Linked DNA regions of Homo sapiens: region 1 is linked to region 2. Evidence: chromatin loops called from intact Hi-C (ENCODE). Cell type or tissue: psoas muscle. All regions are shown on one strand. Links, peaks and the distances in the headings refer to the core of each region. The heading gives the core; the rest is flanking DNA.

The links. A loop is a pair of places that touch in the nucleus more often than their neighbours do. Peaks named below come from ENCODE experiments on the same cell type or tissue, not always from the same donor. Only the 100,000 strongest peaks of a DNase experiment are listed, where the experiment ranks them.
Region 1: a loop joins it to region 2, with 2.5 times the contacts of the local background. A loop is called at or near these places in 1 of 110 quality-filtered maps.

The regions. Positions count from the first base shown.
Region 1 is chr9:15,112,040-15,117,421 of GRCh38, reverse strand. No RefSeq gene overlaps it. Among named protein-coding and RNA genes, the nearest start is that of TTC39B, 190 kb to the left of the region's middle. In psoas muscle, for the core only: no CTCF peak of the experiment used is centred there; no DNase peak of the experiment used is centred there; H3K4me3 peaks cover 1,078 bases; H3K27ac peaks cover 1,439 bases.
Region 2 is chr9:14,777,224-14,782,605 of GRCh38, reverse strand. All of the region lies in intron 24 of FREM1 (FRAS1 related extracellular matrix 1), which reads left to right. Among named protein-coding and RNA genes, the nearest start is that of CER1, 57 kb to the right of the region's middle. In psoas muscle, for the core only: no CTCF peak of the experiment used is centred there; DNase peaks (open chromatin) are centred at 2,095 and 2,895; H3K4me3 peaks cover 1,034 bases; H3K27ac peaks cover 3,886 bases.

The DNA of each region.
Region 1 (5,382 bases), core at 179-5,178, 330 kb before region 2:
GGGGACTGTGTATATAAGACTGTGCATTGGGAGCACTGACAAAGGGGCTCCTAACACTGCCTGGGGAGGGGACCTGGGGCCAAGGAAAGCTTCAGAGAGGAGGTTTGAGTTGAGTCTTAAAGGAAGGATAGAAGTTCAGCAAGTTCATGGGAGGTGCAGCATACCCTGGGTGCGTAGTTTTGTCTTAACAGCAACTGGAGCAATGAGCATTTGTTGAAAGTTTAGCAGGTGCTTGGCATTTTCCTAAACAATTTACAGGCATTCTCAATTTGATCTATCAGAATCCATAGACTAGAAGGTGCTTTGCAAGTAAATGTTGAGTGGAACTAGATTTTGGCATTTGCCCTGATTTTATTTTTTTGACCCTTTGCATGGCTTAACTGAGGCATTACTTTTCTGTCACCTGTCTATACAATGGCATTTTATACCTCTTGGCCCTGACATGCTTACACATCTGTGTTTTATCAATTATCACCTAGCCCACTTTTTTTTTTGGCAATTAACCACACTGTCTGCATACCTCTTAGATAATGGAATTTTTCAAGTACGTGTGTTTTTCCTCCAATAAGACTGTAAGCTCCTTTCTTCTTTTTTTTTCTTTTTTCTTTCTTTTTTAGGATTTCTTACCATTTTGTAAAATTTTATCTGAAAACTATGGAGCAAAAGAGTGTGATTTTCTGAGGCACAGAACAAAAACTTCACGTCTTACGCGGCAGCCATGTGGTATACATCAAGTGCCCAGTTTACAAACTCTAATATAGAATATATTTGAAAAGACTCCCAGCTAATCCACACTGAGAATATCTGTGCACTTTTGGGGGGATTTTGGCTGGGCGTTTCTTTTCCGGAACAGGTGGTGAAGCTAAATTTGTTTGGTGTGCCTGACATACTTGGAGCCTTACATTAAGACTTCAGTGGCTGTAGTAAACGATTCCTCCCTTCTTTGTTTACAGGGAATTGGGACTCTCTCTGGGGTGTCGGATTTCGGTTTCTGCCACTGGGCAGGCTGGAAACCATTTCTGGACTACATTCTTCCACAGTCACAAAAAGCTGGGGCTGTTTTGGCTTGGAATCCTTGTTGCTTGGCTGTGAGATGTGGCCCCTAGCTCTGCATTTGGGTCAGAATGGATTTTAGTAATGTCTTCAGAAATGAAAGAAACAGGCACAGTTTCTTCACAATCCTCCTGTTTGCATTAAAGTGCTTTCTCACAGTGTTTGTGTCACAAGGTGGCAGGGAGGAGGTGGTGAGGGCATCGGCAGGGGTGGGGTGTAGATAGAAAAACGCGTAAAGAGTGCTTACTTGCTGGATTTGAAAATCTTTCAGGTCTAAAACCAGATGATTTAGGTTTTGTTTGTCCATTTCAACTAAATCAAATGAATGTTCCCAGAGCGGCTTTGGGATGGAAACGGAGGCTTTCCTGCTGAGGGGGAAATGCCTGCTTAGGTTCTCGGAGTGGGCTAGCCTGTAGGACCAGACCTGATTCATTCACAGTGTAGATCTCCAAGTGACTGCTCTCCAATTTCAGGCTCTAGGGTGCTACTGGGAGCTGGGCTTTAGAAACGCCTTAGGTGAGTGGGGTGAGAGGTGACCACAACCAAAGAACCTTGGTGCTACCACAGTGGACTTCAACTGGGAAGTGTCCCTGATATGGTGTTATCACCGTGGGTGGTTTACAATTGTTGCTTCCCACAGTAAACCTGAATCCAGCCCTTATCTGCCACTGTCAGAATTGTACTTGGGTAGTTCAGTTTTGCGGCATGCTCCTCCATTCTTCCGAATGTTTATTAGTGTTTTTATTCACAATTGGGACACGTGAACTTTTAGTGTAAGTGGCACAGGCTTGTTTCAGACCTCAAAGAGCTAAAATTATTTTGCATTTAGCACTTTCTCTGGGTGTCAGCTTGACCTCCTTTTGTTATACTTTAACCTTTTGGTTTTTGCAGGCAGTACTGTATAGTCAGTAAGAGACTGGGCTTTGGATTTACACAGATTTGAGTTCAAATAACAGGCTCTGTTATTTATCAGTGTTGCGACCTGGATAATGAATTAGTTACGATGCAGATTCAGCTGTTGTAGCAAAGGCCAAAGTAAAGTGGCTCCAATAGGATAGAGGTTTGTATCACCCTATACACATTAGGGTTTATGTGACAACCTCACAGTATCTAGTTTCTCATTGCTCTTCCACCTTCAACCCACAGCATCTGTTTTGTGGTCCAAAGCAGAGCTCCAGCTCCCATCACCAAATCTGCATCTCAGCCACTGGGAAGGAAAGAAGAGAAGTGGAGAGCATGTCTCTTTATGGGACAAGTCAATGGGTCACTTTCAGTCACAGCCCATTGCCTAAGACTTAACTCTATGGCTGTTATGAACTGAATGTTTGTGTCCACCATCCAAATTTATATGCTGAAGCCTTAACCCCTAAAGTGATGGCATTAGGAGGTGGAACCTTGGGAGGTTCTTAGGTTTACATGAGGTCATTAGAGTGGGGTCCTTATTGATGGGATTAGCTCCTTTCTAGGAAGAAACCAGAGAGTTTGCTGTCTCTCCATCTCTCTCTGCCTTGTGAGAGGACACAGCAAGAAGACTGCCATTTGCAAGCCAGGAAGAGAGCCCTCACCAGGAACCAAACTGGCCAACACGTTGATCTTGGACTTACCAGCTTCCAGAACTGTGAGAGATAAATTTCTGTTGCTTAAGCCACTCAGTCTACGGTATTTTGTTATGGCAGCTCAAGCTGCCATAGTAGACAATGCCATTGTAGACAATGGTCCTACAAAGGCGTTGAGAAATGTTGTCTTTAGTCTGGTGGTTATGTGCCCAGCTAAAACTCAGAGGTTTATTATTAAAATAAGAAGAGGATAATAGATTTTAGGAGACAACTGCCTTCTTGCACAGATGAATTATTTACATCTTCTGTGTCTCATCTCCTCCATCTGGAAAATGAGATAATTCTTGTAAGACTTTTAATATGGTACTTAGGACATAACTATTCAAATAACTATGAGTAAAGTAGTAGGTTTACTTGGATGCTTGTCTTTTGTTAGGGTAGTTTTTATTAAACAATTGTTTTTAGCTAGTATATTTGTTTTATAGCTCTATCCCCAGGAGATGATTGACTGTATCACAAGGGCAAAGTGATCTGCATTTTGCGTCAACCTAGAGTTTTCTCTGCTGGCATGAAGAGCTGGACTTGGAGGGTTTGTGAGGGTATTGGAGACCTTGCACGCTGTGAGTCTTTGCTATTTCCCCCTTCATCTTATCAAGAATTGCCTCATTTGTAGCCTTTATCAGAAATGCCATGATTCGGGACTCGAGTTTCTGGAAATTAGTAGAGGTGTTGATTGCTTGTGAATCTCAGGGTCAGAAAATGGTTGCTAGAGCTTCTAAGAAGGAAAAAGGCAGCTTCTTCAACCTTGTGAAAACTATTGTGGCCTTCAGCAACCTGTGATGAAAACTCACATTTGGAATTTGAAAAAGCTGAAGTCATATTTCTGAGTTGCTCTGATTTCTAGAGAAAATCAGTTGAATCCGAGGACTAAATGTGAAATCTATTCCTCCTTCCTAAGTGTTTTCATCCACTTAAGTTGATTATAATATTGCCGTCTATTTTCATTGTACAAGTTCTACATTTAACAATTAAAGATTTATTCACATTGAACTTCCTTGAGACACAGGTCAGTCTGCAACACTAGTGTAGGTTTACCAACTGTTGCCTGGAGCTGTAGTCTAAGAAAACAAGGGCCCACTGGTGGGACCTTATGGGTTCAAGGCAGCCTCTGTAGACTTGCATGTGTAGGAAAGAAAAGGTGAAAGCCAAGGAAGGTCTCCCCAACCTCTGATAGGTATGGAAGCAGCTGGCCTATAAGGCTGCCACAGGACTAGTGGTCAATTATGATCTTGCTCAAATGAGTTGTTTTCCAAACCATCTATTGTGAAATAATTTGGTTATTCTTGTAACCTGTGAATGGTCCTACAAAGGAGTTGGGAAATGTTGTCTTTAGTCCTTAAAAATTCCTTAAAAATTGAACATTTCTTAAACATTGAAATAGAAAAGGAAACAGTAGATTATTTCACAGGTAGCATAGAGAAGAATAAACTGTTTATTTTAATTATAGATCTCTATAGATGTATGTGTGTGCTGAGTCATGTAAATGTTCTTATTCTGGGTCAGGGCCAAAAATTTGAAAGATCTTGATCTAGTATAAGGTTTGCCAGTGTTGTCACTGCCAAGATGGTTTTCTGTGGTTTGTTTTTATTTTTCCCTGATCTTAACAAAACTATGGTGACTAGAAGATAGGCATCTGTCTATTGAAATCTATATCTCACCCTTTCCCAAGATTGGCTGACATATTCCTAAAGGCTAGATAGCATAATCAATTCCACTCCACAAATAATTGTTGAACATGAACTGTGTACAAGATACTGTTCTAGGTGGTGTGGGAGGTACATAATATCCCTTGCTGCTTTCCAGAGGCTCGTAAACCAGTGATGGTGGCAACAGATAAAGGAATACACAACCAATTCAACCACAAGACTGACCGTAATAGAGATTATATAATAACTAACTTTGACTGAATTATCATAAATTAATATTCAAATTTTAACCAAGAAGTAGACAAAATAACCTTATTGTCAAGATATCAATTATTTTGTGTGAAGTACACTTTTCCATTTTAGGAGTTAAGAAATTTGGTGCTGGCGAAGGTTTGGTAAGATGAGTATTCATGCATTGCTGATAAAAATGTAAGTGGGTATCATCTTATGTCTTTTTGGAAAGCAATTGGTTGGCATTAATTGGCTTAAAATATAGTCTTTGTAATAATTCCACTTCTAGGAATCTATCTTAAAAAAGCAAAGATTTGGAGCAAGATTAATGAGCAAAGATGTTTACTGCAGCTTTATTTTTTAAAGTAAAAAGTTAAAAATCACTAATGATTCCTACAAGAAATCTATATAAGAGGATATTACACATTGCTAAAAATCACATTTTCAAAAACTATGACAGTAGAAAGTGTTTACTTTTAAACAGTAAATCTTAGTAGGGTCAAACATTGAACAGATAGTACGATCATAATTCTGAAAAAAGAAAACCCAACATATTTGTGCATAGGAATAAACTAGAAGGAAACCCATTAATATTATGTGTTTAATCTCTGAGTTGTAGAATTTGGGTGATTTTTGTTATCTTCTTCAGAAGTTTAATGTAGTTTATTAATCTTCTACAATACAAAATTTTCTGTTTTATAAACAGAAATAACAAATACTATTTTATAAAACCTGTACAAATTACATTAATTCCAGCATGCTAAATTGAACACATTATTTTTAGTAGAGCCTTTCAAGGATTATAATTATGTCCTTTTGGATTTACTGGGTAGTCG
Region 2 (5,382 bases), core at 220-5,219:
TTTTCCTGTTTGCTTATGAAGGCTGGGTGCTTCTTGGCTTAATACATTTGTATCAGATCCAGGGCTTTTAATTTTACATGCATTTCTGGAACTTCTAGCTTCTTTCATTTCCTGCTTCCCTCCGTCAATGCCCACAGGACAGTCTGCTGAAGACATTAGTGACTGTCTTGAAGAAACCAGTGACCTTGCTGGAGAACACAGGACTGAATGCATAAAGATGTTCAGAAATGAAGGTTAGATATTAATCGAATGGTGAGAATAAAGAACAAAACCTCCGTATGAAACGATTGGCAATACTGTAAAAATTTCCTAATTTGCATCCAGAGAAAGTCTTATTAGATGGCATTTTAGAAATCATTTATCCCAGGAATTTCTACATTTCTGGATCCTCAGATAATTGCCAGAGAGAACTACAAAATGCAAATTCTTGGGCCTTACCCCAGAGAGGCAACTTTGGTAAGTCCAGTCTCAGGCCCAGAAATCTGTATTTTTGAAAGATATCTTCAGGTAATTCTGATGCAGTCAGGACTAGCCATCAATAGTCTGGTCTAGTCTGTTGTTCTGAATTGTTCTGAGGAGCCTCAAGAATTTATGGAAGTTGAGGCTGGGGCAGTGGCTCACGCCTGTAATCCCAGCACTTTAGGAGGACGAGGCAGGTGGATCACCTGAGGTCAGGAGTTCGAGACCAGCCTGGCCAACATGGCGAAACCCCGTCTCTACTAAAAATACAAAAAATTAGTTGGGAGTGGTGGCGGGCACCTGTAATCCTAGCTACTTAGGAGGCTGTGGCAAGAGAATTGCTTGAGCCCGGGAGGCAGAAGTTGCAGTGAGCCACGATGGTGCCACTACACTCCAGCCTGGGCAACAAGAGCGAAACTCCATCTCAAAAAAAAGAATTTATAGAAGCCTTTTTAGGGCCTCCCAGAGATTGAGATTCTGGGGCCTTCAGCCCAATGTACTGATGGAACTTAGGTGTGTGTGTTGTGTGTGAGTGTGTGTGGGTGTTGATACTAAAAACAGTACTATAAATACCATAAAACTAAATATAAGAAAACAAATTTTTTATGCTTGCAAGTATTCAGTTTTTAGTAGTTAAAAGGTTTCCTTTTAAATACATTGATTCAAGTTAAAAATTGAATTGATAGAAAACTAGTAAATAATAAGAGTACACATAGTACAGGCATATGGCAAAAATATGGTTTCAATTACTCAAGATTAGGAAACAAGGTTTTAGGGAGAAAATAAACAATAAAGGCTGAAAAGCATTGATTTGGTGCAATCCCTTATTTACACATAGGAAAGCTAGCATTGCCTGAACACCTGCAATGCACCAGAGAATGTCCTGGACTTTTTTTATATGTTATTTTTCTTAAGCCTTATGACACCACCTTGCGAGAGATGCAATAGTGTTCCCATTGTACACATGAGAAAACCAAGGTTCCAAGAGGCAAAGGAAGTCACCTAAACTGACATAACTGAGTATCACTGCTGAATTTGGGGCTCAGAGCTCATTTCCAGTAGAAGGTTCTTTCCATTATACCTCGTTGTACCAAAAATTTGTGGAGAATATGCATTTGTGTGAAGGAACCTCCTCAATGTGTCATTCTGATATTTGGCCAGCAGTTTTACATATTTATAATGGAAGAGCCTAGCGTCTGCCCAAGACCCAAATTTTAATCTTGTCATTTCACTAACCCAATCACGGACTGCTATGTTGTTTGTCAAGTGGCGCTAAACCAAAGCTGAAAGCCTGTTTTAATGAAAGTGTGATCATGGTGCTTTTTAAAAATTAAATATATGCAACCAATCTAATCACCTAAATTTATGTTGCTTGCTGTTAAATTTGGCAAGGAATTTGGCTGGGTAGAAGAGATAAATTCTGTGGCAGAGGATTTTCCCCCTTCCATTTTTAATGTAAGCTATGGCAGCATTAATTAAATGGGGGAGTTTAATAGTCAGATTTTACCTTCTGCAAAAATATTTTGTGAATCATAAATTTCTCCTGCATTGTTTGGTGCTGCTGGCCTGGAAGAAAGATTTGGCAGCATGTTCTAGGACAGATGACACCGAGTGATTAGCAAGCTGACTTCAGCTGCTGGCAGCCGGGTACTAAAAGAACATGCTAATGTCCTCCATTTTGACATGCCGGCTGGACTTTTTTTTTTTTTTTTTCTGAGGAGCTGGCGCTATTTATGATTCCATTTTTATCTCTTAAATGCCATGACAGATGGCAGCTTCTTCAGCCAACTCTATTGCCAGGCAATGCAGAAAGCTTGAAAGCACCGTGGTAATGGTGAAATCAGACCAGGCAGGCACCCCAGTCAAATCTGAGAGTTATTCCCCAAATTTCATGAGAGCGGTGGTCATCTTGGCTGCATCTCTTCTCAGGGGGATGTAACAAGGGAAATTAAACAAAATGGATCCACAGAAGGAGCTGCTACCACCAACTTCTTCACCTCAGAATGGATACCAACATAGCAATGGCTTTATGGTTTTAAACATTGAGAATGTATTTGGAGGATTTAGGGGAGGGGGTATTTGGAAGACCATCTGATTGATCAGCTTTTCCAGACATGAACAGCACTGACCTTTTTTCACGTGTACTGCTAGCTTTATTTTGACTGGGAACTCAACCGTAACCATTCATTCTGTCCCTCTCTCTGATGATGTCTCTCTGCCTGTGAGTAGTTTGCACTGTTACTTGTGAAAGTGGAATGATGTTATTTGATCCAGTCATGTTTAGAAATTGCATCATTTTCACCCCTGGCCTATTAGCTTTAGGTCAGCACTGACAGCTGCCTTGGTGTCCCAGATAGGAGCGCTGGCCTCAGAAAACATATTTCTTACTCTTCTGTGGTCTGTGGCCCGCGTGCCCTCACTCCCATCTGTCTGATGGCAGGCTGCCTGTTTCCAACGTGGGCAGATCACGATCTTCCAGCAGGGAGGGGTTTGAGATGGACAGCCTGGATCATAAGACAACTGCGGTGACCTCACAGAGGCCATGCACGCATCGAGTAGATGTGGCCGTCCTGAGATGAGCTTTGAGGACCCCGTCAGGCATTCTTGCAATTCAGTCTGCAGGGAGGAAAGTCAGAATTAGATATTCAAGATGGCCGCCTCTGATGGAGTCCCTGGCACTCACTCAAGCTTGCATTTGGGTTTGTTGCTCCTGGTCCCATCTCTCCCCTTCTTTCTTCTTCCTTCTCTGCTGATATTTGACATACTTTTAATAGTGCACAATGTCTATAGCTCTACAATTAATGCTAATGCTAAAAATACACGTCCTTTGGCTTATATTTGCGCTAAGGTACCAATGGCTGATTTAACACTCTCCACAGAGCACACTTGATACAGGGATCTGGTAAGGAACAGAGAGCCAGTTTAATGTGAAACAGGGTAGAATGAGAGGTGTGAAACATATTTCTGGAGGGGGAAAATGGGAAAAAGGGAACTTGGAGGCACTGAGGGAGCACCTAGCCTCCTTCCTATTTTATTGTGGGTCAGATGATAGGATCTGGGGGGAATATGAAAAAGTAACAGAAAAACAATAGAATAAAGGCATAACTCTGTTCTCAGGCTCTGCCTGAGAAATAAAGCATAATTTTATACCTAAAAATGTATATCAGTTTACTTTTGAAACTGTGAAGGTGACTAAGTAAAAAGTTTGAAGAACAGACATATTTTTCTAGGTTCCTTTATTTTCTTTTTTAAAATTATTTTTCTTTTTTTAAGATGGGCTTTTGCCATGTTGCCCAGGCTGGTCTCAAACTCCTGAGCTCGAGCGCTCCACCCACCCCAGCCTCCCAGAGTGTCCAAGCTATAGGCGTGAGCTACCGCGCCTGACTTCCTTTCCTTTCCTTCCCTTCCCTTCCCTTCCCTTCCCTTCCCTTCCCTTCCCTTCCCTTCCCTTCCCTTCCCTTCCCTCCCTCCCCTCCCTCCCCTCCCTCCCCTCCCTTCCCTCCCTTTCCTTTCCTCTTTTTTTTTTTTTTTTTTTTTTTGAGACAGGTTCTCTGTCTGTTGCCCAGGCTGGAGTGCGGTGGCACGTTCATGGCTCACTGTAGCCTCAACCTCCCAGGATCAAGTGATCCTTCCACCTCAGCCTCCCTAGTAGCTGGGGCTACAGGCACGCACCACACCCAGCTAAATTTTGTATTTTTTGTAGAGAAAGGGTTTTGCCATGTTACCCAGGCTGATATTGAACTCCTGGACTCAAGCCATCTGCCCGCCTTGGCCAGCCAAGGTACTGGGTTTACAGGTGTGAGCCACTGCACCAGCCTCTTTTATTTTTTTTAATAAATAATTGATTTTTATAAATGCCTCATGATCCAGTAATGAAATTGCCCAATTTGTTAAAAATATACTTATCAAAGGTTTAATTTTATGAAAGGAAAACTGATTGGTTTGTTTTGAGAAAATTATGTGATTTTGCTCAATCTATAATTCTAAAGGTAACTGAATACCTTTATTCAAGGTGTAAAAAATGCTGCTGTGGGGGAAATGTATGAGGTTTCATTCTTTACAAGTCGAGGTGTGTGAAATGTCAAAATTTACTTTATTTGTTGTATTTCACTTAGCAATTTTAACTTTTTGGACATAGATTTCTTTTTCTTTGCATCAAATCAGATATATTTTCCTTGTCAACAGTCTTATTAACTAGATAATTAGAAAACTAAAAAACTTCAGCATAGCCTTCAAAGCAATATCAGTACTCAGCCAAACTCATCTCTTTTTACTTTTTGTCTAACTGCCCTCCCTGAGTCCGTGGTCGCAGGCAGGCTGGTTGACTCGTTGCTTTCACACTATCTAATAGCTTCAGGTTTCTTCATGCTCAAAAGGATCAATGCTCAAACCCTGAAGGACAAGACACATTTCACAAAGAATAAAGGGATTGTTAGTCAAATCTGCCAGATTTGTAAAATAAATATAAATGCCATACCTTCTCTAGTTAAAAAAGAACTTCCAAAGAAAATATACAATTTATATATGTATATAAAATTTATACATAAAAATGTTATGTATAGTTTATACATTCTACGAAAGCATTAGTTTTAGAGGTTTTTGTATCGGTGGAATAGAAGAGTGCATCCTCTACGAATATTTCCAGCAACTATGGTACATGGAGAAAAGCTAACAAGGCACAATTCTGTGATTATTTCTAAGTACATTTCTTTGGTGTACAGTGAATTTGTCAGTCCCATTGGATAGTAACGATTTCCTAACTTTTTGGAGTTTTAATATTGTGCCTTGTTTGCATAATTTCATGATACTCTTAATCTTATTGAAATAAAAATTACATATTGTAATGCTACAAAGATCATTTAAATCAGTGTTATTGTGAAATTGGCTTCAGTAGGTAGAATGTGATTTCATGATCAATAGAAT